Linked DNA regions of Homo sapiens: region 2 is linked to region 1. A link is a loop called in an ENCODE intact Hi-C map of the cell type or tissue named here. Cell type or tissue: MCF 10A. All regions are shown on one strand. Each heading gives the region's core, and the rest is flanking DNA. Links, peaks and the distances in the headings are about the cores only.

What was found. Hi-C counts contacts between places; a loop is a spot of excess contacts. Peaks named below come from ENCODE experiments on the same cell type or tissue, not always from the same donor. Only the 100,000 strongest peaks of a DNase experiment are listed, where the experiment ranks them.
Region 2: it touches region 1 in a loop (1.8-fold over the local background); 2 of 110 quality-filtered maps call a loop at or near these places.

Annotation. Positions count from the first base shown.
Region 1 is chr9:85,112,867-85,125,646 of GRCh38, reverse strand. All of the region lies in intron 1 of LOC107987088 (a long non-coding RNA gene), which reads left to right. Among named protein-coding and RNA genes, the nearest start is that of NTRK2, 450 kb to the right of the region's middle. In MCF 10A, for the core only: no CTCF peak of the experiment used is centred there; a DNase peak (open chromatin) is centred at 6,456.
Region 2 is chr9:84,962,983-84,975,762 of GRCh38, reverse strand. The region is part of intron 17 of NTRK2 (neurotrophic receptor tyrosine kinase 2); the gene reads right to left. Among named protein-coding and RNA genes, the nearest start is that of NTRK2, 300 kb to the right of the region's middle. In MCF 10A, for the core only: no CTCF peak of the experiment used is centred there; DNase peaks (open chromatin) are centred at 5,132 and 6,472.

The sequences.
Region 1 (12,780 bases), core at 3,266-11,265:
TATGAGAACAGCATGGGAAAGGACTGCCCTCATTATTCAATTACCTCTTACCAGGTCCCTCCCACAACATGTGGGAATTCAAGATGAGATTTGGGTGGGGACACAGCCAAACAATATCAATAGCCTGAGCAGAACAAGCTTTTCAGGTTAACTTTGGAATGTCCTTGGCTGAGAGGAGAGGTCCATTCAGAAGGTTGGGGAGCCTTAGAATTTTATTTTGCTGTACACAAGTAAATCTCTCCTGTGTGATAATACCATAGATTAATTTGACTGTTCTTAAGCTTCATACAAATGAAACCACATTGTATGTGCTCTTGTGGATCTGGCATCTTATGCTGAACAATAGCTTCATGAGATTCAATTATATTGTTGGAAATAGTCCTTAAAGATAAAGCACCTACCATTCAGCTTTCCAGCTGCTGAGCTTAGAATCTATAGATGGAGAAACTAATGTTTCACTTCAATGTTATGTTCCGAAAGTCCTTTGAAATGCCTGTTTCACTTGTGCTAGAGTTTCTGATAACTGTGTCCTCTTTACCTGTCAATGCCATTCCCCTGGTAAGAACTTGTCACGTCTGAAACACTTTCTTGCACTCTGACATAGGAGACAGGAGCAGGAAAAGGGATAACTAGCTTTCAGAATTTACATGGAGTTGTAGGCACATCCAGAAATAGAATTTGGTGGCTGGTGTACTTTAAGCCTTGCGAGTCTGCAAACTCTACTAATGGACTGAGCAATTGCTGTTTTTAAGACCTCCCCTCTAATTACTATTCATAAATAAGCAGTAGAAGACTTCCCTTCCCACATGCACCAAAAGGATGCTGTAGAAGCATTTGCATATGATTGTTTTCACAAAATGTGCTTAAGAAAACAGATTCTCCATTCAAAGGAATCCCTGAGTCTACTATTCAAAAGTCACCTCTCACTTTCAGTGGTTGCTTTCTATCTCAATATCCCATTTCATTCCTTGTGATTTGTGTCTTCCTAACACTTCTATGGATTTCTGGCGAACTTCTTTTCTTCTGACAAATCCACAGGGCATTCTAATTCTAAACATTGCTTAGTTTCTCTCTTATTGGCTAGCTTCATATTGATAACCACTCTCATTTCCATCTCACCATGAAATGCCAGTGAGTGAGATGAAATGTCATTTCATACCTTTACATGCAATTTTTATTTCATTTTTCATAAATTCTCTGTTGTATCTTAGGCCCGCTTTTCTATTGTTTTGTTATCTTTTAAAAAAGTATTTGAAGTTTTAGTACCTATTTACACTTATTTACATTTTTGTGGTCTTTTTTCCTCCTATTTCTAGAATCTTTTTTTATATTAAGGAGATTAGCTCTTTGTCCATAATATGTCTTTTGCATATTTTTCTAAATATTTTCATTTGTGTTCTAACTTTACTTTTAGTGTTCTTTGCCATAATAAAGTTTTGGAATTTTATATCCTCAATTTAACAGTCTTTTCCTTAAGAGTTTCTGGATTAGTGTAATAATTAGAAGGACCATTCCCAATATAAGTTTATAAGATACAGTGCTATGTGTTCATATAGTTTTTATGAGTTAGCTTATTACATTTCATTTTTGATGCATTTAAAATTCATTCTGGGTATCATATGAGGTGTGGAATCAAATTAATTTTTTTCCCACGTACATCATTCCCATTAATTCTATTTACTAAGTGGATCTTTTTTTTTCCCACACTGATTTGGGTGAAACCTTTGTTATATATTAAAGTCTCCTATATTAGAATGTATTTCCAAATTTTTAAAATTCTGTTCCATTGGTCTATTCATGCATCAATAATACTGTTTTTAATTACTAAAACTTTAGTGCAAGTTTTAATGCCTGAAATACACTATCATTACCTTTTATTTTTAGAATTTCCCTATTTGTACTAATTTTGGCATATGAACTTTAGGATTGACCTGTCTAGTTTGAAAACACAACAAACAAAAATCACAACCACTAGAGAGTATTCTTGTCTTATTCCTGACTTCAGTAGGAATGCTTCTAATGTTGTCCCATTAAAAAATGATGTAAACGGAATGAATGAGCAATTTTAGAATCATTTTTCAAAAGTATTCATTGATTATTTCTTCCATAAATGAATGTTATATTTTGTTAAATGCTTTTTAGTTGTTGTAGAAAACTATGTGTGTGTATGTATGTTTTCCCTCAGATCAATAAATGTCCTGAATTTAATTAATTGTTCTCTTCATATGAAAACTTCCTTAAAATCTTGAAATAAATCCCATGTGGACATACTATATTCTTTTATGATGCTACTTCTGCCTGCTATTATTTTATTTTAGATTTTTTTGAAACTCATTGTTTTTGCTCATCAATTTTGATATCACAATTATGCTTGCCTCATAACACGAATTTTAAACTTTCACTTCTTTTTCTATGTTCTGGAATATTAAATAAATTGTCGGCTTTTTATAGACTTGGCTGATTTCCTGTAGTACCATCTGGATGTAACACTTTTTTCAAATTTATCATTTTCTACGAAAATCAGTCTGTTGAGATTTTCTGTCTCTTCTGAGGTCAGTTTTGCTAAACTTTTTTTTCCAGAGCTAGTCTGTTCACCCAGGTTTTAACATATGGCATAGAGTTGAACAAAGTTGTATCTTAGGATTTTTCTTTCTTTTTTTTTTTGAGACAGAGTCTCACTCTGTTGCCCAGACTGGAGTGCAATGGCGCGATCTTGACTTACTGCAACCTCCGCCTCCCAGGTTCAAGCGATTCTTCTGCCCCAGCCTCCCGAGTAGCTGGGATTACAGGCACCCACCATCATGCCCAGCTAATTTTTTTGTGTTTTTGTAGAGACAGGGTTTCAACACGTTGTCCAGGCTGGTCTCGAACTCCTGACCCCAGATGATCCACCTGCCTTGGCCTCCCAAAGTGCTGGGATTACAGGAGTGAGCCACCACGCCCGGCCAGGATTTTTCTTTAATATCCTAATTTATGTGGCTAATTTTTTCTTCTCTTATTTTGTACAATTGTACTTTTTTCTTTTTTAGATTTTCTTTTGATTTATCAGTTTTATAAGTTTTTAAACAGTTTTAGGTTTTGAATATATTTATTAATTTTAGTATTATTCTGTTTTCAAATTTTGCTATTTTTTATCTTTATTCATTTTTCCTTCTGTTCTCATTTGGTTTAAATGTTCTGTTTTTTTTCAAAATTTTCTAGTTGAATCATTTCATTATTGTGTACTGACATTATTTAAGGCCGTGAACTTCGAGCAGGTTTATTTAGCATATCTAATTATTCTAACAAGTGATGTTTGAATTAGAAAACATTTTGGTTGGCATTTCCTTTTTGATCTGTGAGTTGTTTCACGATCTTGCTGTTAATTTTTAGTTTTATTGCACTATGATCAGAGATCATAATTAAACTAATAATGAAGATAAAACTAATTTTTAGTTTTATTGCACTATGATCTGTACTATTTGACATTTTAGAATATGTCAATGTTTTCTTTATTGTCTCAATTTTTAAGGTCAATTTTTAAGACTGGACTGTGGGCACTAGAAAAACAGCTTTTTCTCTATTTTCAGAGTATGTAATTTTAAATATAACAAATTAATTATATTATTTAGTTCCTTTGAAGGTTTGCTTTTTTTTGTCATTGATCATCATCGACTGGGAAAGTGAATTAAAGTTCAAACTAAGTATGCGTTTCTTTTTCTCTTTGTGTCTTTTGAAGTCTTTTAAATTAATAAATGCTGAATCTATGTTATTTGGAGGATATACGTTCACAATCATAATTGCATATTGTAAATGCTCACTTTAGCATAATGAAGTTCTCTTCCTTGTCTTAATTTTGTGACATAAATTCTACCTTCTCCAATATTAATATTATGGCAACCTTTTTGGCACATGTATCTGGTATACATTTCCTGTCCATTTACTTATGTCTTAATATATTTTTAAATGTTGAAATAGTTATAGATTCATATATACACAGAAATGTGCAAGTGATTCACTGAACCTTTCACTCAGCCTTCTCCAATGGTAACATCTCACATAAGTGTAGCATAATATAAAACCAGGAAAAATCCACAGAGCTTACTCAGGTTTTGTCAATTATATATGCATTCATTACTGTGAGCATGCACGCAGGTTTACCTAATTTTATCATGTGTATAGATTCGTGTATGGACCATCACAATCAAGATAAAAAATGCACAAGCACCATAGAGCTTCTTTGTACTACTTTTTTATTCCCCCCATCTTCACACTATCTTTAACCTCTAGTAGCTAACTTATCTGTTCTCCACCTCTATAATTTTGTTTTGAGAATGTTATCATTAAAATCATACAGTATGTAAATTTGAGATCAGCTACTTTCACTCACTTGAGGTTTATTCAGCTACTTTCACTAACTTGAGGTTTATTCAGTTGTTATAAACGAGGTTTATACAAGTTGTTGAATATAAAAGGAGTTTGTTCCCTTTTATTGCTGACTTGTACCTCATGATGTGAATGTGCCATTTTGTTTAACCATTCACAAACTGAAGAACATTTGAGTAGTTTCCAGATTTCGGCTGTTATGAATAAAGTTGCTGCTATGGTTTGAATGTGCCCTTCAAAGTTCGTGTGTTGGTAACTTCATCTCCAATGCAACAGTATTGAGAGTGGGAACTTTAAGAGGTGATTAGATGGCTGGGCGCAGTGGCTCATGCCTGTAATCCCAGCACTTTGGGATGCTGAGGCAGGTGGATCACGAGATCAGAAGACCGAGACCATCCTGGCCAACATGGTGAAACCCCGTCTCTACTAAAATACAAAAAATTAGCCAGGTGTGGTTGTGCACACCTGTAGTCCCGGCTACTCGGGAGGCTGAGGCAGGGGAATCACTTGAATCCAGGAGGCAGAGGTTGCAGTGAGCCAAGATTATGCCACTGCACTCCAGCCTGGCAACAGAGCAAGACTCCGTCTCAAAAGAAAAAAAAAAAAGAGGTTATTAGGTATTGAGGGCTCTGCCCTCATTAATGTCATTATCATGAGTGTGGGTATGTTATCTTGAGAGTGAGTTTCTTATAAAAACGAGTTCAGTTCCATCTTGCTCTCTCTTTTTCTTCCTTTCTCTTTCTCTTCCTCTCGCTCTTCATGCACATGAGTGAACACTCTCTTGCCTTTCCACCTTCCACCATGGGATGATGCTGCAAGAAGACCCTCCCAGATGCCAGCTCCTCAGTGTTAGATTTCCCAGCCTCCAGAATCATGAGAAATAAATTTCTGTTTATTAGAAATTACCCCGTCTGTGATACTCTGTTACAGCAGCATAAAATAAACTAAGACAAAAAATTGGCATAGATAAGTGGGGCTGTTGCTATAACAAATACCTGAAAATGTGAAAGTGGCTTTGAAACTGAGTAATTGGTAGAAGCTGGAAGAATTTTGAGGAGCAAGCTATAAAATGCCTAGATTGCCATACATGGAGCATTAAGGGTGATTCTGGTGATGACTCAGAAGGAGAACAAGAGGTGTAAGGAGGGCCGGAATCTTCTTAGGCATTACTAAGTGTTCATGACCAGAATGTTTGTGGAAAAATGGACAGTAAAGGCCATTTGCGTGAATTCTTAAATGGAAATGAGGGACAAGATATTGGAAATTGGAACAAAGCCATCCACGTTATAAAGTAGAAAAGAACTTAGCTTAATTGTGTTCAGGTTTGAGGGCTTTGTGTCAGGCAGAACTTAAGAGCAATGAAGTAGAATATCTGCTGAAAGAAATTTCTAAACAAAATATTGAAGGAGCTGTGTGGCTTCTTTTAACTGCTTATGATAAAATGAGAAAGGAGAGTAATGCTTAAAGATGGAATTTATAATTTAAAGGAAACCAGAACGTAAAGTTTGCAGCCTAGCCATACAAAGAACAAAAAAAGAGTGTGGCCAAGCAACCCTTTGATAAAGGAATTAGTATAAACAGAAAGAAGACAAGGTAGTTTTGTACCTTAGTAATATGTACAAAGGAATATGTACCTTATCTGCTAGTATCAATGTTTAACCACTTAAAAGTGAAGGATAGAAACCTTGCTTCTGCTTAGCTCCCTTTGATCTCTCCAATTTTTTTGTTGTGGCAAAATACAAATAACATAAAATTTACCATTGTTATCAATTAGTGCATTCACAGTATTGTGCAACCATTACCACAACCTAGTTCTAGCACACTTTCATCACCCCCAAAGGAAACTCTGTACCCATTAAGCAGTCACTCTTCATTCTTCCTCTTCCTAGTCCCCAGAAATCACTAATCTACTTTCTGTCTCTATGGATTTGCCTATGCTAGATATCTCTATAAATGGAATCACATAATTTTATGTCTATTATAGTGTAATATTTTCAAGGTTTATTCATGAGTCGCCTCAGCACTCCCTTCTTTTTTATGGCTGAATCATATTCTAGTTCAACTGCTTTGTGAAAGAGAAGCTTCAGCTGCTGAGTCATTATATATTTGTGTCCATTTAGGGATGGGACTATGATGAAGTCAATGAGTCAAGTGAGGCATTTATTTCCAGCCCTAAATGTAAAAGGGTGCCAAAAAACTCAGTAACCATGATAAATAATACCTTAATATAACATTAAAGAATTCATTCAAAAGACATCTGCTGAACAAAATATCACAATTTTAAATAAAGACAGGATCAATATACTGATGTTTCCTTTTGACTTTGTTTCTAGAATGCTTGGCACATCACTTTTATTGGGGCTACATTTACTGAAAATTTTGAAATTTTGTTCATCATGCATTTTTACATTAATTTTGATTTTAAAAAATATGATATTAAGAACAGTATTTATCTTGATAGCTGAGCTTTTTGGTGCCACCTTAAATTTGGCATGAGAGGAGACCGTCTCATTTGCCTTGTCTTAATCCTGGTCCCTTGTCTATTTGTCCCTGCAAACTAGCTTGCCCTTATATATGCTAATAAAACAAAATAGGATACCAGAAGGAAGAAACAAAGAACAAGATAAGATGATTTCTGAAATGAAATTAAACTGAATTAAAAATTTAGTGAAAGTCTTGAAAAATAAAGTCCAATCTTCAAGAAAATATAACAAAGGCAATGATATAAAAATATGAGAGAAAATATTTTTTAAAAAATTAGGAAAATACATTAGGAAATCTAATATCAGACTATTAGAAATTCCAGAAGAACAAAATGAAATACCCAATGAAGCAGAAGTATTTATTAAATAAGTTATATCAAAAAATTTATAAGACCTCAAAGACGCATTCCCCTCCTAGAAAGGCCCAACAAATATCTATCTTAATAAATAATAAAAGATTCAAACTTAGTGATATCATTGTGAAACTTCAAAGCACCAACAATAAAAATATATCAAGGGGGAAAAGGCAAAACACATTACAAACAAAGGAATGAGCATCAGAATGTCCTCAGGTTATTGAAAGGACACGTTAGGAACAGCCAGGGCATCGCTTGTTTGCCCTCCAAGATACTCTGCCCCATGCTGGATACGTGCTGTGACTCATTGTGAATGAATGAATTATGTCTGACAATAAAAATACAATAAAGTTAAATGACACTTGTGGATAAGGTTACAGGGATAAATCTGAACCAGATAGTCTCCAACTAAAATTGCAATTGAGATTCTGAAATACTCAGATCAGGTGGGAGGTGAGTCCTATCCTTAGAATGCTGTGTGAACAGGACTCTCCCTTTGTCCACGTGGTTTCTTTCACAATTATACACAGTATAAGCTCACAGGAGCTGGGACCTGTTCTATGTGTTCATTAAGGCATATGTAGCAATGATTACATGGCAACAATTAGTCTTTTGTAGTAACTTATTAAATGAATATGTGAATGAGCATTTTATCTTAAAGGCTCATCACTCATTGTCCTATAAGGAAGGCAGGTACCATGTAAACAAACTGTTCATAGGTAAGCTGGAAGTGAGGAGAATCCTGGCGTGGCATGAATCAGAACTGGCACAGATCACAGAGGGATCGAATCTTTTCAAGTGCATGTTGAGAATTTGGATGTTTTTCTTTGGCCCAATTCGTGGTACACTTTTGGTTTTAATTAATAACATACTTTAATAAAGTATTTGGGAGCACAGAACAATTTAATAACCCCCCAAAATGCTTGCTATGAGGGCTCATTTCTAACACAGGCCCCTTTATTAGTTTTAGGTTTACTTGTATGTCTTCCAACAGTTTAAAATAACTGTTTCCAAGAAAAGTCAACACATCTATTTTCAGGATTTGAAGAAAATATATTTTTGGCATTTATATAGTTTCTGTCTCATTTTGGTGAGTTTCTGGAATATATTTTTGTCTGCTTATTTCTAATGCCTGTAATGAACTGAATCTCTCCTTTCATATGTATGTGCCCAGTTCAGTGTTATGAACCCTGGAAGGTCTCAACTAAATGCTTTTCAATCAACTCACTGCCATTTCCATTCCTGGTTTCATTTGGAGTAAGAAGTGTCCTCCTGTCTTTAGCAGATGCCTCGAGGTACTTGACAGCACACTGTTGTGAAAAATTTTAACAGACACACAAAGTAAGGTGAAGACTTCTTCATTTTACCTAAAAGAAATGTCCCAATTTTAAAACTACTCCCAGATCTATCCCTTCCCTGTCCTCAGGAAGAGGGAGCACAGCAAAGCTGTGTTATGTTTCTGCTTTAAGTCTTATGAATCTGATTTTTCATTATTTTTTTTAACGTTTCCCTGTGGTAAATGTAGCAAATAAGTGCATGTGATTGATTCATTTCAGCGACCGAGGCAGTTTTGCATTAGAAACAGGCCAAGAGAAGTTTTTTAGAAGACCATTCTGGCAAATTGGACTTAGCACAGGATTTGACTTGAAAGGGCAAAATTAATGGTAAAGTGGGAAAAAACTATTTCCTTATTATTAAAAAGAAAGTGGTATATTGTATATAGACTAGCACCATCATTCTAATGCAAAAATTGTTCCTCTCTCCTGCTCTGTTTCTTCATTCTGTGAAGAAAAGGTGGAAGAGAGCAGAACTAATCACATCCTTAGAGTTCTCTTAGCCTAGGAAAACTTTAGGCCAATACTACATTTTTTGCTTTTATTATTTTTAATTGATACATAATAATTATGCATGTTTATGGGGTACAGTATGATATTTCGATACATGTATACAATGTGTAATGATCAAATCAGAGTAATTTTCATATTCATATCTCAAACATTTCTCATTTCTTTGTGATGTGAACATGCACAAGCTGTTCTTCTAGCTATCTGAAAATATACAATAAATTGTTGTTAATTATAGTCATCCTACAGTGCTATAGAACACTAGAACTCTGGAACAGAATAGAGAACCCAGAAATAAATCCACGTATTTAAAGCCAACTGATTTTTAACAAAGACGCCAAGAACATTCATTGGGGAAAGGAAAGTCTTTGCAATAAATGGTGCTGGAAAAACTGGGTATTCATATGCAGAAGAATGAAACTAGATTGCTATCTCTCACCGTGTACAAAAATCAACTCAAAATGGATTAAAGACTTAAATGTAAGACTCAAACTATGAAACTATCAGAAGAAGACACTGGAGAAATGCTTCAAGACATTGATCTGGGCAAAGATTTCATGGAGAAGACCTCAAAAACACAGGCAACTTATGCAAAAATAGACAAATGGGGCTATAAAAAGCCAAAAATCTTCTGCACAGCAAACAAAACAATCAACAGAGTGAAGAGGCAACCAGCAAAATGAGATAAAATATTTGTAAATTGTTCATCTGACAAGGAATTCATGTCCAGAATATACAAGAAATTCAAACAAAACAAATAATAATCCAACTAAAATGTGGGCAAAGAATCTGAAAAGCATCTCTCAAAAGAAGACATAGAAATGTCCAACAGGTATGTGAAAAAAAATGCTCAGTATTATTAATCATCAGGCTGATGCAAATCAAAACCACATTGCAATGTCAACTCACCCCAGCTCGAATGGCTATTACCAAAAAGACAAAACATAGCAAGTACAGGACAGGACGTGGAGTAAGGGGAACTCCTATATACTGTTGTTGGAGTGTAAACTAGTACAGCCATTATGGAAAACAGTATGGAGGTTTCTCAAAGAACTAAAAATAGAACTACTATGTGATCCAACAATCCTCTCCCTGGGCATATATCTAAAAGAAAGGAAATTGATATATTATAGGGATATCTGCACTTCTGAGTTTATTTGCAGCACTATTCACAATAGCCAAGATATGGAATCAACATAAATGTCCAACAACAGATGAATGGATAAAATGTGGTGCACATATACATACACATATATACACACACCATGGAATATATACACTATGGAATACTATTCAGCCATTAAAAAAAAGGAATCCTCTTATGTGCAGGAACATGGATAAGTTTGGAGGACTACGTTAAGTGAAATAGGCCAGGTGCACAAAGACAAATACTCATAATCTCACCTACATGTGGAAGCTAAAAAAGTTGATCTCATAGAAGTAGAGTGCAGGGTAGTGATTACGAGAGGCTGGGAAAGGTGAAGGTGGGAGAGAGGATAGCTGGAAGTTGGCTAACAGCCAGTGCTACTTTAAGTGAGATCTGTGAATCAGCTGTCAGTCCTCACAGTGGTGGTTACTGTTAACGAGACAAAGAACTTGCAAGGGAATGTAAATCTATTATTACATCACTAAATACACATTTTGACTCAGCTGAAATTCACAACAAAACTTTCTTGATGAAGTAAGTAGCGTGTTGATTCACATTCTGGTGCAAGCTTCTTACCCCAGTTGAACTGACAGTTTGGATAACACTAGTGTAGTCCATAGTAGAAGGAAAGCTGCTGAGTTGACTCCTGAAGAAGCCACTGGCTAGTTTTAGTTGCCAGCAATAGCGACACAATTAGCGTAGGTCAAGAGGAGTTTATTTCAGGCATACCAACATGGGACCTCACGGAAACCCAAGAGGAGGAGCCATCATAGATTTAAGCCTCAGAAGCTAGATCCAGAGGCCAGGTCAAGATCCAAAGGACCCTAGCAAAGGCAGCAGCAAAAATGTGTGGACTTGCATGATGTGAAGTTTTCCCCTAATTTGGTCTTCAGGTCTCCTTTTGAGAGTGGCCATCATCCAAGATAGCCACTCTCTAGGAGAACCCTGACCAGGACAGAAGTTGGGTTCAGGTGTGTTGGTCAGGTGAGACAGAGGAGGCAGCACAGCGAAACACATGGAGAAACAGAAGCAGGGTTGTTTTTTTTTTTTTTAATTACTTATGGATTCCAGACATAAGAGGGCTGCACACCTTACAGGGCCAAGGGCAGGGAAGAGCTGGGCAGGATAGGCACACTCAATCAGGCAGGTGGGGAGTGAGAGAGAGAGAGAGACTGAGGGACCTGAGAGCGAACGCCTTTACTGGGGTCCCAGGCATGACTCAAGCAGGTTTCCCATGGGGAGTTCTAAGGAGTTCTTGTCGGTGGGATTGAAGGAAGCAGGCAGAAGCTCCAGGGAGACATGCTGTGACTGAGAGGGGGTCACTGTGAAATATCTATGCAGTCCATGGGAAATATGGGGGTCAGTGGGGTGTCAAGTAGGTTGTATCTAGTTGTCCCATACAAGGGTGGTCACCAGAAGGTGGTTACATAAAGCAGGTGTCTGACCACCTTGAGGAACTGGGAGGAGGTGGAGAATTGGAGACTGTGTCAAGGGTGACTGAGCCATGCTTCTAGTATGAGAAAGTCCAACTTAGAATGAATCCTGAGGCAACATAAAATTATAAGAATTCACTACACATACTTAATATGGTTCAATTAACATGATTTTGAGGCATTTCACTTTTTTACTTTTTCTGACAGTTTCTGCTCTCCCCTGACTCTGGATCTTATAGTGCCCAGCACTTAATGAATTGAATCTGAAGACAATATTTGAGGTCATCTTTTTTCTTAATGACTTGCATCAGAAGGTAAAGGGAATTTGGAGTCATTAAACCTCTGCAGAGGTATTTTGGGAAATACAAGGGCTTAGGTGATGTACTGGCAGAATCCTTTACTTTCCATTAGCAGTGATTTCAAATAACATTTGATGAAGGTACAGAGAACAGTGCCAGTCACTATAGATAAGAGAAGGATGAAAAAGAAACAGATTGAAATAGACCAAATTAATTACCTGAAGGACAGCTCTACATTGCAGATGTGCTTTGTCTGGCCTGCATGTTGCCTTTACACACACACACACACATCTTTCCACACACATATACACATGTGGGTTTATCTAAACATACTATTTGTGTGTGTGTGTGTAGTGAAAGGGAAATAAAAACTTGGGACCCCAGTTCACTCTGCCAAAAGGAAAAAATTAAGCTGAAAGCTGAGTCACGCAAGAAGCTGCCTTTCCTTTTATTCCTAAGCAGAGAGCTTACAGATCAAAGGTTAAATATCTGCACAGGTAGCCACGTATGTTCACCTTATCTTACGTAAAGTGCAGATTTACTGAGCGTCAGAGAAATATATCATTAACTATTCCCCTACCTGTTGCTTTTCCCTTGCAACATGTGGATTCAGTAATGTGACCACACCCTCCCTCTTTCTCCTCCAGCCTGCTTTCCCCCTTTAAATACTGAAGCCCTCAAATTATCTTTGGAGAAAGGCACAGACCTGTCTCCTGGGCGTGCGTCCTTAACCTTGGCAAAATACACATCTAAATTGATTGAGTACTGTCTCAGATGCTTTTTGGTTTTCTCTCTCTATATAAATATATATAGAACCATATATACGTGTATATATGATCAAATATATATAAAT
Region 2 (12,780 bases), core at 1,695-9,694, 150 kb after region 1:
TCACACATATTTCCTACCAAGACCCTGACAGGCAGAATCTAACGAAATGTGGGAATTGCTAAAAAGATTATTTTGAAAATATGATAATTCCAACTATTAATATTGTTGCACTGATAAACAGACTGAGACCTAAGAACTCTTAGTTCACTGGTAATAACGTCACATCCTTAAGGTCACCCAAGTCATTGCAAGTGGGATCAGCACAGGACAGCGGCTGCTGCACTGCCTGTGCAACTTGACTTGTGATGACAAATAACGCCAATGTGATGGCAAAAGTGAGACCCCCTTTAGTCTGCCTAGAGCAAAACCTATTAATATTACATTTTTCTTCCAATACTCTATGAATCAGAACTTCTGTAATCTCTGATTCCATTTCTGTTTTTGCCACATCTTTTCCTCCATCTTGGTTCCATTTGCTGAAAAGTCTCCATTGTTCTAGGGGTCAGGAAAAAGGGGCAGGGGGAGTGCTTGTTTAGAAGTGATTGCCTAGCAACCCATCTTCCTTATTCCAAGGACAGAGGCTATTTGCATTTTGGGAAAGAGGGGGGAAAAAAGCTCCACTTCTCTTGAGTCCCAGGGTGAGAATGTCTTGCTGTCCACTCCTCAAAGGAACCTTCCTTCCTCTGAGAACTGCCCCTGGGTGGCCATTCTTTGCCTGCAGCAGCTTGTGTGTGCTCCCCCGGGGGAGGGTGCCGCCTTCCAAGGTGCTCCCAGAGCCGCCGAGGGCAATGAGTGTCTCCTGGCACTGCCAAACTGCAGCCCCAGGCGGCACCAGGACAGGGCTCAGAACATCCTGATCTCATTCAAGTGGGCATTTCTTTCCCACACTGTTCTTTCCTTTTGCAGCTTTCTGTCCTGGAAATATGCCACACCCAGGGGATATCCAGGCCTGCTCCCCTTAACTCCCAAACAGCCGGCGACTTCCTTGAGGCTGCTTAGGGAAAGCTGAAGCCAGCAGGGATAAGGCAAGGGGAGGAGACATGCACCTCCACTTGGAAGTTCTAAGGGGACCTACAAAGGTGGAAACCAAGGGTGGAAACCAAGAGGTTCTCCACATCATTTGAGGATATGAACTAGGTTGGTACTTGGGAAAATCACTATTTCAAACTGGAGAACAGCCCATTCTCCATGCTGCTCAGTCTCCATGTTGGACAAATAAAGGATGTTTCTCTTATAAGTGAGATGTGGAGAGGAATTCAATCTGAGTCCTACTTCTTTTATGCCTTAAAAAGGTAAAGAAAACTCTTGGGCTATCTGGCTCCAAGTTACACAAGAGCTTTAACCTTCTGCAGCTCTAAATTACCATCTATAAAACTGAGATCTATAAAAATTACATTGACAATGGTTGACAATGTTTGACTTACTTTGCACACCACCAAGTAGCACAAGGCATGCATCCTTGGGTGTATTATTTAATAAAAACCACATAACGATTGATTCATTTGCCACCTTATCAAGTTAGGGTATTTGTTATGAGGAGAGGCCCTGGCTCTACACAGGTAATATTAGTCTATAGTATGATAGCAGATATGCGTGGGGTTCAGACACTGTTATCAGGTTTTATGTACTTTCTCATTTCTTGTCATTTTATGTATTTCCACACACACAAACATCCAGAACAAAAAGCAAACCATGAAAGTCTGCATGTGGCTAATAAATAAACTTCTTCTCTAATATGGGGATATTGCTTTAAGAGAAAAGAACAGAAAAAGATAGTATCATCTAATCCTCTTACCTGTAAGGCCAGCAGATAAAATGCATCTTCTGATGATTCATGGGGGTTAAACATAAACAGTCGACAAAGAAATAAACTTTAAAAAATACCATTGAGCAAAACTGTACATTCTGTAGGAGAAACTGTATCTTTGTTTTTTTTAAATTTTTTCCCCTAGTTTTGTAAATTCTCTAAGAATTGATCTTAAGTCTTCTCTGTGAAGACAATATTTTGGTTTAATTCAGTGAACCTGAGTCTTGAGATTAGACTTTTAGAGCTGAAAGGACTTTAGAAATCATCTGATCTGATGAACGCTGTCCTCATTTCACAACTGAGGCCCAGACACAAAGGCCCAGGGAGGGTTAGTGTGCTCAGATCATGTACAGATCACATGGGTGGCACTTAGTGCACAGAAATCGTTATTTAGCACACTTTGGATTTATGTAACCACAGGTGGTTGATCTTATGAATAACAGGAGTACTATGTTTGTCAGCAGGTCAACCTTGTGTTTTATTTGAAAGGGTTTTGGGGTCTGTTTTTGAGAATGAGGAACCTGTTCAAGGGGCTGAAACAGGCTGCCATATTCCTGTTCATTTCACACTCATTACAGTAGGAGTATTTGAGGACACATTAGGTGTTCTGGTACTGAATGAAAAACTAGGGAAGACTGTTATGGCCAAGTGTGTCCTTGGGTGAATGTTCTCTCTGTGGCAAAGTTGGTGAGTTCTGCTGAGGGCCTGGAGAATAGTGAAGCAGTCATCTGGTAAAAAGTTGAATCAAATGTTCTCTGGGTTTCTCTGATCTGCTTACCATTTTCCCCTTTTTCTCTTAACTACTGCCACTTAATTATTCACAGTGAGCTGTGCTTCAAAGCTGTGAACATTTGAACATTCTCTTCTCTGTGACATGGAGAAGCTGTTGGCCATGGTCCTTAAGCTATTTAAATACTTATGTCATAAATATAATGAGATACCAAGACTTTTTTAGAGTAGTCCATGCACATATAATCAATGTCTTTGAAAGCTCAGATGAAGTTTGGCAAGTTTGAAAGAAGGAAGGAAAGCATGGAAAGAGGGCTCAATGGAGAGCGTAGGGAGAGCTGAAATCATAGTTAATTCTGGAAGCAGAGTGCTTCATAAATGTTTCCCTGTGCACAGAGGACCTAGATCTGCTCATATGGGTTTTTGGGGGCTAAAATAAATGTATAGAAATGAGAATATGATTGCTTATTTTAATTGTCTGAATAAAACCAATGGAATCTTTGAGTTATAAGGATCTTTAGGCCTTATCTAAATTTCATATAATCTTAAGACACCATCTTCAAAACTAATGAAAATAAAAATGCATGTATTACTAGGAATTCATTTCTAAAACTTCAAGTTGGTAGTATTTATACATTATAAAGCTAAACCCCAAAAACACATCAAAGTTTTTCCACTGTCTAATGTGTTAAAATTGTGTATATAACACATTTGAGCATGTTAGTTTTCATTAGTTTTTATTGGTTACAGCATATTTCATATTAGTAGTTATATTAACGGTTATAGTACACATAAAGAGATGAAATTGAAATCAACTGTTTACAAAACCAGTCACTGAAGCCCCTTCATAAACTCACTGGGTTCCATAGAACACAATTTTTAAAACACTGGAGCCCTTTCTGCAGCATAATAGAAGATGGAAAACCTACACTTGGACACTTCCCTCCAGTGACAAGGAACTCATCTTTTGGGAAGGCAGCCCTGATACATCACAGCTCTCGTTCTTAGTTCCTCTTTACATCGTGCCAAATCTGCTTCATGAAACTTCTATGCAACAGACACAGTTCTGGCCTCTAGAACCTCTATCCTCATCTATGTAGCAGAAGGTAGCTAGTATGTCCACATTTAGGTCTTCCTTTTTCTCACCCAAATGTCCCCAGCTCTCCCAACTCTCCCACCTTGGCGTTGTTCAACTATTTGGATACCCCCCTATGAATGTTTTCATGCCGGTTAGAGGTGATCTTGAAATACAGATGACTTAAAATCACTTTAAACTTAATTTAATGCACCCAGCTGAATCCTTGGTCTCCTTCCAGACCATTCCAAAACAAGGTCATAGAATGACACCAACTGTCCAGTTATTCTGGCCAGAAATCTATCTCACATCCTTGATATCTTCCTCTTCTTTTCCCTTTCCATACCCAATCCACCTCCAGGTCCTGCAATTTTGCCTCCTAAATAGCTTATAAGTCTTTTCACTTTGCTCTGAATCTATGCCCACCAAACCATCATCTCCCCACTGAGCTTCTGTAAGAGCCCCTCAGCCCATCTGCTTACTCTGGCTCACAGAGTTGCAAAGCCCTACCTCTTTCTGAGAGCTCTTAGTGGCATCTCATTGCTTTTATGATCACAAAAAATCCTCAGCATGGCTGGCAAGGTCCTTCTGCTTCTACAGCTGGGTTTTGCACCTTGGGCTCTATGTCCAGCACACTGGCCATCTGCCATCTCCTTTACCATGTTCTGCTTCTCTTGCCACGGGGCCTTCCTGCTCATTGTTTCCTCTGCCCAGTGGGGAAGGAGCCCAGGGCTCAAAGATGCCCTCCTCAGTCTTCCCAGAGTACAGGAATCTAACCTGGTTAGATTCCCTTATTACAGATTCTCATAGCCCTCAGAATGTTTGTTCCATGCCATTTATCACAGGTCTTGTTCAATATGTGTTTGTGGAATTATTTGATAAATGTCTGGCTCTCTAGGGGGATCATTAGGTCCAGGAGGCTAAGATGTGTCTATTTTTGCTCACTTTTTCCCTCTAGTGCCCAGTGCCTAGCAGGTAAGGTGCTCATGCTCAGCAATATTTGTTAAATGAATTAGCTACATAATTCCTATTTTGATTCTTTCTGTTCCATCAAGAAGAATGACCTGAATTCTAGAAGTGATGTAACAAATATGGTTAAATTGTTCTTTAAATGGAAACTGTTTTAAATGAATCTATGTCTTCAAGCATAGCTAAACACTGTCCCAGCCTGCTCCTTTTGACAATGTAAGTGTGGCACTCACTCAGACAGAAGGAACAAGAAAAAAGTAAAAGTGGAGATGCTGAAGGGGATGAGCAAAGACTGACATAATTTCCAAGAGGGAAAAAGTAGGATTCCAGAAACAACTGATCACTAAACTTGACCTTTGTTCCAGGCTAGATTTTAACATAAACTATTTAAGCATTGTTTGAAAGCACTTAGAAAATGCAGTGATGACCAGAAGCAAGTATGGGTTCTTTAAGATGAAATCATACCAAATGATCATCCAGAAGTAAGTGAAGTTGCTGGATAGGATGGGGGATTGCCTTGGACATGAAGTATATTGATTTCAGCAAGGCTCTTGGGTAAAGTTCCTTGCAATATCCTTGAGAGGTGGAGTAATGTGGGCTGAATTCACAGCTAACCAAACACCAGTGCGTGCATGCCCTCTTAACACTGCCCTGCCCAGCGCTGACTCACCCTGATGCTCTTTATTTCTGAGATATTCTCTTTCTGTATGCACAGATAGTTACAATAATGACAGCTGACATATAAAGTGCCTGCTATGAGGTAGGCACTATTTAAGGTGCACTTAATCCTTACCACATCTCTTTAAGAAGGTATTATTATTATTATTGCCATTTTTTATTTTTTATTATTTTTATTTATTTTTTATTTTTTTATTTTTTGCACTCTGTCCCCCAGGCTGGAGTGCAGTGGTGTGATCTCAGTTCACTGCAACCTCCTCATGCCTCAGCCTCCCAAGTAGCTGGGATTACAGGCGCCCACCACCACACCTGGCTAGTTTTTGTATTTTTAGCAGAGAAGGGGTTTTGCCATGTTGACCAGGCTGGTCTCGAACTCCTGACCTCAGGTGATCCACCCACCTTGGCCTTCCAAATTCCCCTCCTTGGAATTACAGGCATGAACCACCATGCCCGGCCCTATTATTGCCATTTAAAAGTTGAAGAAATAGTGTTGAGAGGTTAAGTCACTTGTTCAAGATCACAAAAATAGTAAGAGGTGGAGCTGGAATTTGAACCCAGAAAATCTGGCTCCAGAGACTATGCTGTTTATGCAATTCTCCTACCCTCATCTCCCTGCTTCCAATGTTCTAGAGTGCTCTTAGCCAGCAGAACTTTATTGTATTATACATGTCTAATGAGCATTCGTGCACTGGTTTACAATGCTGTAAAGGAAGTGTTCTTTACCTGTAATGCACAGATCCTAAAGGGATCCATGGATAGAATTCACAGGGTTCTGTCAACTTGAATTGCATCTCATTTTCATGAACTTTTAACAAAAATTTAGCATCTCTTAGGATTGGCAGAATCTGTGAAGTTGTCACCCATAGAAATCAGATATTTTCATGCCACATTATTATTGTTATAGATTATCTCAAAACATCATTTATGATCATCACTTTGAAATTTTAATAGCTATTAGACCGCCAAAAGATCTCATTATTTAATGTTTTAACAAAAACACGTGTTATTATGTCACCCTTTTAACATTTTATAACTATGCTGAATGCAACGCTGTTCTTTTGTAATGCTGTATATTTTATTTTTTTGCATGCAGAACATTATTTGGTGCAGGAGTGGGCAGGCTTCCCCAGACTGCTAAAGGTCAGAGCCCTATCCTGAGCTATGCAAATTGAGCTTTTCCTGCAATGTGTGTGGCTTACGCCACAAAACTTTTCCTTTAACACAAGTGTTTCATGCTCAGGCAAATACATATGACTCAGAATGGCTGACAAAAGGTAAGCGAGTGATCGTTCTGGACCAACTCCAAAGACACAAAGGAAGCACATGACATGGAGTATTAAAATATGCTTTTAGTGGTGGTGGCTACAGTTGCCTTTAGGGATAGCACGGAAAAAACAGAGTACAGGACAGCAGCCAGTTAGGAATCTGGGGAAGTCTTTTGACCTTCCTAAAGACCTCATAAACACCATTCTAGCCTGGGAGGGTGGACCAACAATGCATGAAGTGTGGCTGCACTTGTAGGAAGTGTTTTATTAATTCAGGAGACATGAAGAAAACGAAAATGTGACGTCAATGTATCATATATGCCCCCACAGCAACATCTTGGGCCCATGCCAAAAAGACCCAAGACAGCATTCACAATCTTTGGAACCCATCTTTGGATTCAAGGATGTGGTTACTCAATAGAGCATCCTTGCAAATATGCTAGGTGTAGCACAGTATATGCCACAGGACTCTGCTCTGTCCCCATTCCCCAATGGCAAAAACAGAATAAATAATACTTAATAATATGTATACTTCACAATTTTCATGGTGGCATCATGACAGCACTCATAGCAGACAGAGCCGACTTCTTTACCATTTTACTAAGATGAGAAGTAAGGTTCTGAGAAGTTAAATGAGTTATTCAAAGCCACACACTGTACACATATTGAAAGTGAGAATAAATCCAAGTCTGCTGTCTGCCTGCCTATGTTCCTTGGCATATTAGTCAGGTTCAGGAATGACCCAAAGCTGGAGAGCTGGTAGGCTGGACAAAAAACCCAGATTCCCTCCTTAAAATAAAGGGACAGACTGACTACTTCTGAAGCCCCTTCCCAATCTAAAAAGCCATGGTTCTGAAATTTGGAGTATCCCTTTTCTTCTTGCAACCAACACAGCTTTAGAACTTTGCTCTGCACAGTGGGCCACTGTCCTAGATGGATCTTTTATGATTACAAAGGGCAGAGCTCTGAGAATACACCAGGCGACCCTTGCCCACCTCTCAGGGAGAAGACTAGAGGAGCCAGGGGTGTGCTGAGGGCACAGAGAAGCTTTCAGAGTGGGAAGAGCATGGAGTTTTTGTTTGAGAACAGGAGCTCAGATGCCAGTCTGCCAGAGGCATAAGGGAGGGCACTTCAGGAAAGTGACTTCACATCCCTGAATATTATTTTTCTCATCAGTAAATTGGAAGATGGCTGAGAGGGTTACATGCCAAGCTGAGACATAAAAGGAGGCCAGGTATGTCAGTCTTCCTTACAAGACCCCACATCAGCCCTCTAAGACATTAACAGGAGTCTTCTAAGGTCGTTGTTCCTACAATGAAGTCTAATGAGTTTTCCAGAAAGAAATTCACTACTTGCCCTAAGACAGCTGGGAAGAACTTAAGCCCCCATGGTAGCTGCAGAAAAAAGCCATACTGAGGTTGGACATCACTCACCCTGCAATTTCTCCTTTGAGTGGATGTTCCCTCCACGCCCTTAACCCCGGGCATCAATCTCTCCATACCTTTCCAAAACCCAGGAAGATTTCTGTGCTGCACACAAAGGCGAGGCATGAGCCTCAAATCCTCCCCAGCTTCCGCTGCAGTATCTCTGTCATCACCAACATGTGAATGAACCAAATTATCTCCAGGGCTGAGGGCGTGGGCCACATAGCTGGGCTCCGCCGTCAAAGGAGCCCAGCGTCATGTTCTCCACCCCCTTATGAGAAGGCTGGTGCTGTCGTAAGGCTGTGAGGGAGGAAGCCAGCCTGGAAATGCCATGTAGGGAAGAAACTGTTCCATTTCAGTGTTCGGATTCTAAAATAGCTGCTAATAAAATGCCTTCATACTGTGACACTTCAATACAGACACCCACAAGGATACCTTGACAAGCTGTTTGACTCTCCACAAGCCTTTTCTTGCATTTCCTGCGTAGGGCCTCCACCAGTCATCACCCACACAGATACACAACCATGCAGTGACAGAGAAGGCCAGCAGGGGTCTGCCTAGACCACCAGCCTGGGAGCCCCAGCTCCTTGTGGAGAGGGGTTGCGGGGCAGGGGCGGTGGTGTGCTCTGTGTTGGCATGTCCAGGAACATGGTGCATCACTTTCCACCTGCTGCTTGCTCTGTCTCTCTTGTGATCCTCATGATGTCTTTGACAACATTACCTAGAGAATGAGTCAAGCTCACCTCCCAGGATGAGAGAAGAGAGCCTCAAATAGCACTTCGTTTACTAACTGATACCGTAAGAAATAGTTCTTGGGTTCATTCGGAAATGTCATGGTTCAATGAACCTAAGCTCTGGTGTTCAAGAGAGTAGGATATGACTGTGCACTAGTGATTAAAATTCAGAGGGTCTTTCCCATCAGAAGTCCTAAAAATCCATTAATTATGGTAATACCATCTCTCTCAGGAAAGTCAAGGGTCATGGTTGAGAGAATTTTTCACAGCAACTATTCTCCTTTAGAAGCTTGATAACTAAGACCTTTTGTAAAGTTACCATTTGAATCTCAGCATAGAGGAGACCGTGTTATATCCTTGTCTACTTTCTGTAAGTCTACCTGAGCAGTGCCTATATAATAGCTCTACACTGGCTGGGCGCAGTGGCTTACACCTGTAATCCCAGCACTTTGGGAGGCTGAGTGGGGCAGATCATAAGGCCAGGAGTTCGAGACCAGCCTGGCCAGCACAGTGAAACCCCGTCTCTACTAAAAATACAAAAATTTAGCCCAGTGTGGTGGCAGGTGCCTGTAATCCCAGCTGCTCGGGAGGCTGAGGCAGGAGACTCACTTGAACCCGGGAGGTGGAGGTTGCAGTGAACTGATATTGTGCCATTACACTCCAGCTTGGGTGGCAGAGTAAGACTCCACTTCAAAACAAACAAACAAACAAACAAAAACATAGCTCTACACTTGGCTGGACATCAGACTCAGCTAAGAAGCTTGTGAAGAATATAAATTCCCAAATCTCATCGCTTTCAAGATGCTGAATCAGTATATGTAAAGTGAAGCCCAAAAATCAACATTACGCAAAAGACACTCTGGGGTATTCAGATGTGTGACCAAGCTTAGGAGCCCATGCAGTAGGAAGTTCTATAGTACTAGGTAAGATCATACTTCCATGCCTCCATCAGCATAAAAAGAATTTCAGACGTTTTCTCTTAGTTGGATATCACAAGCTATTTTATGTTTGATAATTCTCTTCATGGAGTCAAATTTAAACTAGTTGTACCTGGTAAGCAGAATCCCTCAGGCAACATGACTGTGCTAAGTTCTTATGGTCACCAATAGGATGATCAACAGGGAAAGCCACTGCAGCTCTGCAGAAAGAGAAACCCTGGTGTTTTTCACGTCTCTGTAGGTATCCAGTATTATGCTACGTTGATGTAACAATATCTTGGAGTTTTCTAGTCTCTCATACATAGACATATAGACTAGGTAGAAATGACCGGAGGACAGAATTTTAAGAGATTGATATGGAGAGTTGAAAGATGAAGTCAAATCATGCTTGGACTCAGGAGTAATTTTCATCCTGAAGACCCACTACTTTGAAGAGCATCTTCATTTTGAAAGACTTACAAGAAGAATATTATAGAATCTTTCTTGGAAGCTCCTTTTAGGCAATTGTCATGATCTGTAAGAACTTAGGAAGTGCCTACCATTCTGTGAGGCATGTGGAGTTCAAAATTAGAACTTCTACATCCTCCCAAAAAGTACTTGTTAACAGGTCATCTAATTGTATTTATAACATCCATCACAGGCAATAGTCTTTGCGGTTAACAACATTTCTACCTGCTATTTATCCTTTAAGGCCCACCTCAAATTCTGTTGCTTTCAGAGAATTTTCCAGATGTCATCCCACATCTCCCCCCAAATCAGTTTATCTCTGCTCTCCATAACATGTATCACACTGCCTAGTATCAGAGTGATTCATTTACGTCTCTTCTCCCCAGGACACGTGTGGTTTTCCTTGGGGAACAGAATACATCTTACTTGGTATTTATACATTAAAGAGGCATGGTTAAGAACTATGTCTGCAAAACTATCTTGGATTAATTCAGCCATTTCATCCATCCAAGGTGTTTGACCCCAACCATAGGCAAAGACTGTGGGAGAATGTGAAAAGTGGGTAGCATTACTAATATTCTGCCTACACATTTTTTTTCAAAGCCTTCTTGAACCAATTCATTTTTTTAGCCCAGGGAATCTCTCAAAGGTAACAAGTAGGCTAAGATAATTTCCTCTTGCTCAATACTCACTGGAGATGGAGAATACTCTCCTACTTAAGTAATAATTCTGTGTAGGCAGGGAAACTTTAATTGTAGAAAAAGTATTATGTAAATGTAAGTTATTTAATTAAAAAGGAAAAAAACCTTCACAGGAAGTAACTGTCTTAAAGCGATGAGAGAACTTGTTTGCCATGCTGCAGCTTGTAGGCAGTTCACTGGTAGATTTTCAAAATGATATATTCATTATCAAGAGAAATGATAACCATCTTCTGCTTTTAGGCAAGATGGAGTAACAACCAAAAAATGGCTTCATATGTGAAAAAATTGTTTTCATACTAGACAACAGGCAATGAAGGACAGTGAGTGATCTGAGAGATGAGAAACAAACATTGTGAGCTTAATTCATTGAGAAAGACAGAGTGGGGAGCCCAAGAGTCCAACAAGCTCCCTAAGTTGGGGAGATGGAGCTGAGAGTCTGGGGAGATCAAAGTGGCTAGCGTTGAAAGGACAGAATACCAGAGAAGAGAGAGCTGCACGTAGAAAGAACTCTGAAGATCTGCAGAGGATGCCCGTTGAATACCGAGCTGAGTTCTGATCAGTGCGTGCATGTGAGGATACTATTCATGGCCGAAGGAAAAACTTCCCAAAAGATCTGAGAAAACAGTGCCCAGTGCTCACACAGGGTGAGAAATAAAGCTGGTTCCTATGAAGCAGGGTGAGGACCTCCGGATTCATGGGGCATTGGGCAGAGTACACAGGAGGATCTTGCCTCAATAGTGGGAAATAAGCCCTAAAGTAAGCATTGCTGTGGTCTTGACCAATAAATCTTAACAGTAACACACAAAAGGATCAAACTGTTCCCATGCAATATAAATGCATTCCATAACAAAGCTCAGAAATATTTACAGGAATACAAAAACATCCAGCATCCAACAAGGTGAAATTCACAATGTCTGGCTTCCAACTTAAAACTACCAAGCATGCAAAGGAGCAGAAAATATGACCCACAATAAGGAGAAAACTCAATCAACGGAACCTGGTTAAGGATAGATACAGATGTTAGAATTACAAATACATTGAAATATTTATTATGACAATATTCCATATGCTTAAAAAGTTAACTAGAGACATGGTAGATATAAGAAAAGGCCCATATTGAACTTCCAGAAATGAAAACTGCAAAGTGTGAAATGGAGACTATACTGGATGAGAATAATGGCAAATTAGACATTGCAGGAGAAAAAAAATTACTGAACTTGGTGACATAATAACAAAAACTATCCAAAATGAAACACACAGAAAAAACAGAATTCAAAAACATGGAAACAGCTCAGTGAGTCATGAGACAGTGTCAAGTGGCTTATTATAAGTGAAATTGGAGTCCATAGGGGGTTGGTGGGAAAAGCAGAATTAATATTTGAGCAAAGAATAGCCAAAAAATTCTGAACTGATGAAAACTATAAACCCACAAATCCAAGAAATCCAGTGAGTCCAAGCACAATAAATATAAATACAACAATACTAAGGCATATCATAATCAAATTGCCCAAGACCAGTAATAAAGAGAAAATCTTAAAAGCAGCCAGAGCAAAAAGAAGCATTAACACAGAAGAATAAGCAATTATTTTGTATCACTTCGATTTATAGTTCTCAACTTTTAAAGGCAGGGGCTCATTGCAAATAAAGAAACAGATGTTATCATGATGCATAAGGTCAATGTGACAGATAATTTTCTTTGATGACCCCAAAGCCATTTGCTTCCTTTTTCTCTGTAACAGAATTGCAGTTTTGTCTAGGTCTTTGGTAACAAGTCATTGATCTCTGGCGAGTGAGCTCAGCCCTTAGTCTTGACCCACCTCTGGCCAATGAGGTACAAAAAGAAGTATTTGCAGAGGGGATGTTCTAGGAAAGATTTATGCCCTGATGGAAAAAGGTGTGCAGGAAAAAACAATCTGCTCTGTGCAGCAACCTGGCCTTCCTCCTCGGATTGCAGTTTTAATGTTTGGAGTTGCTGCAGCCATCTTGCAGCCAGGAGGGAAAGACCAAGTACATCTCCAGTGCCAATCCACAGCTCTGACACTGGAAAGCCTCTGAACCAATCAGAAATTGCCC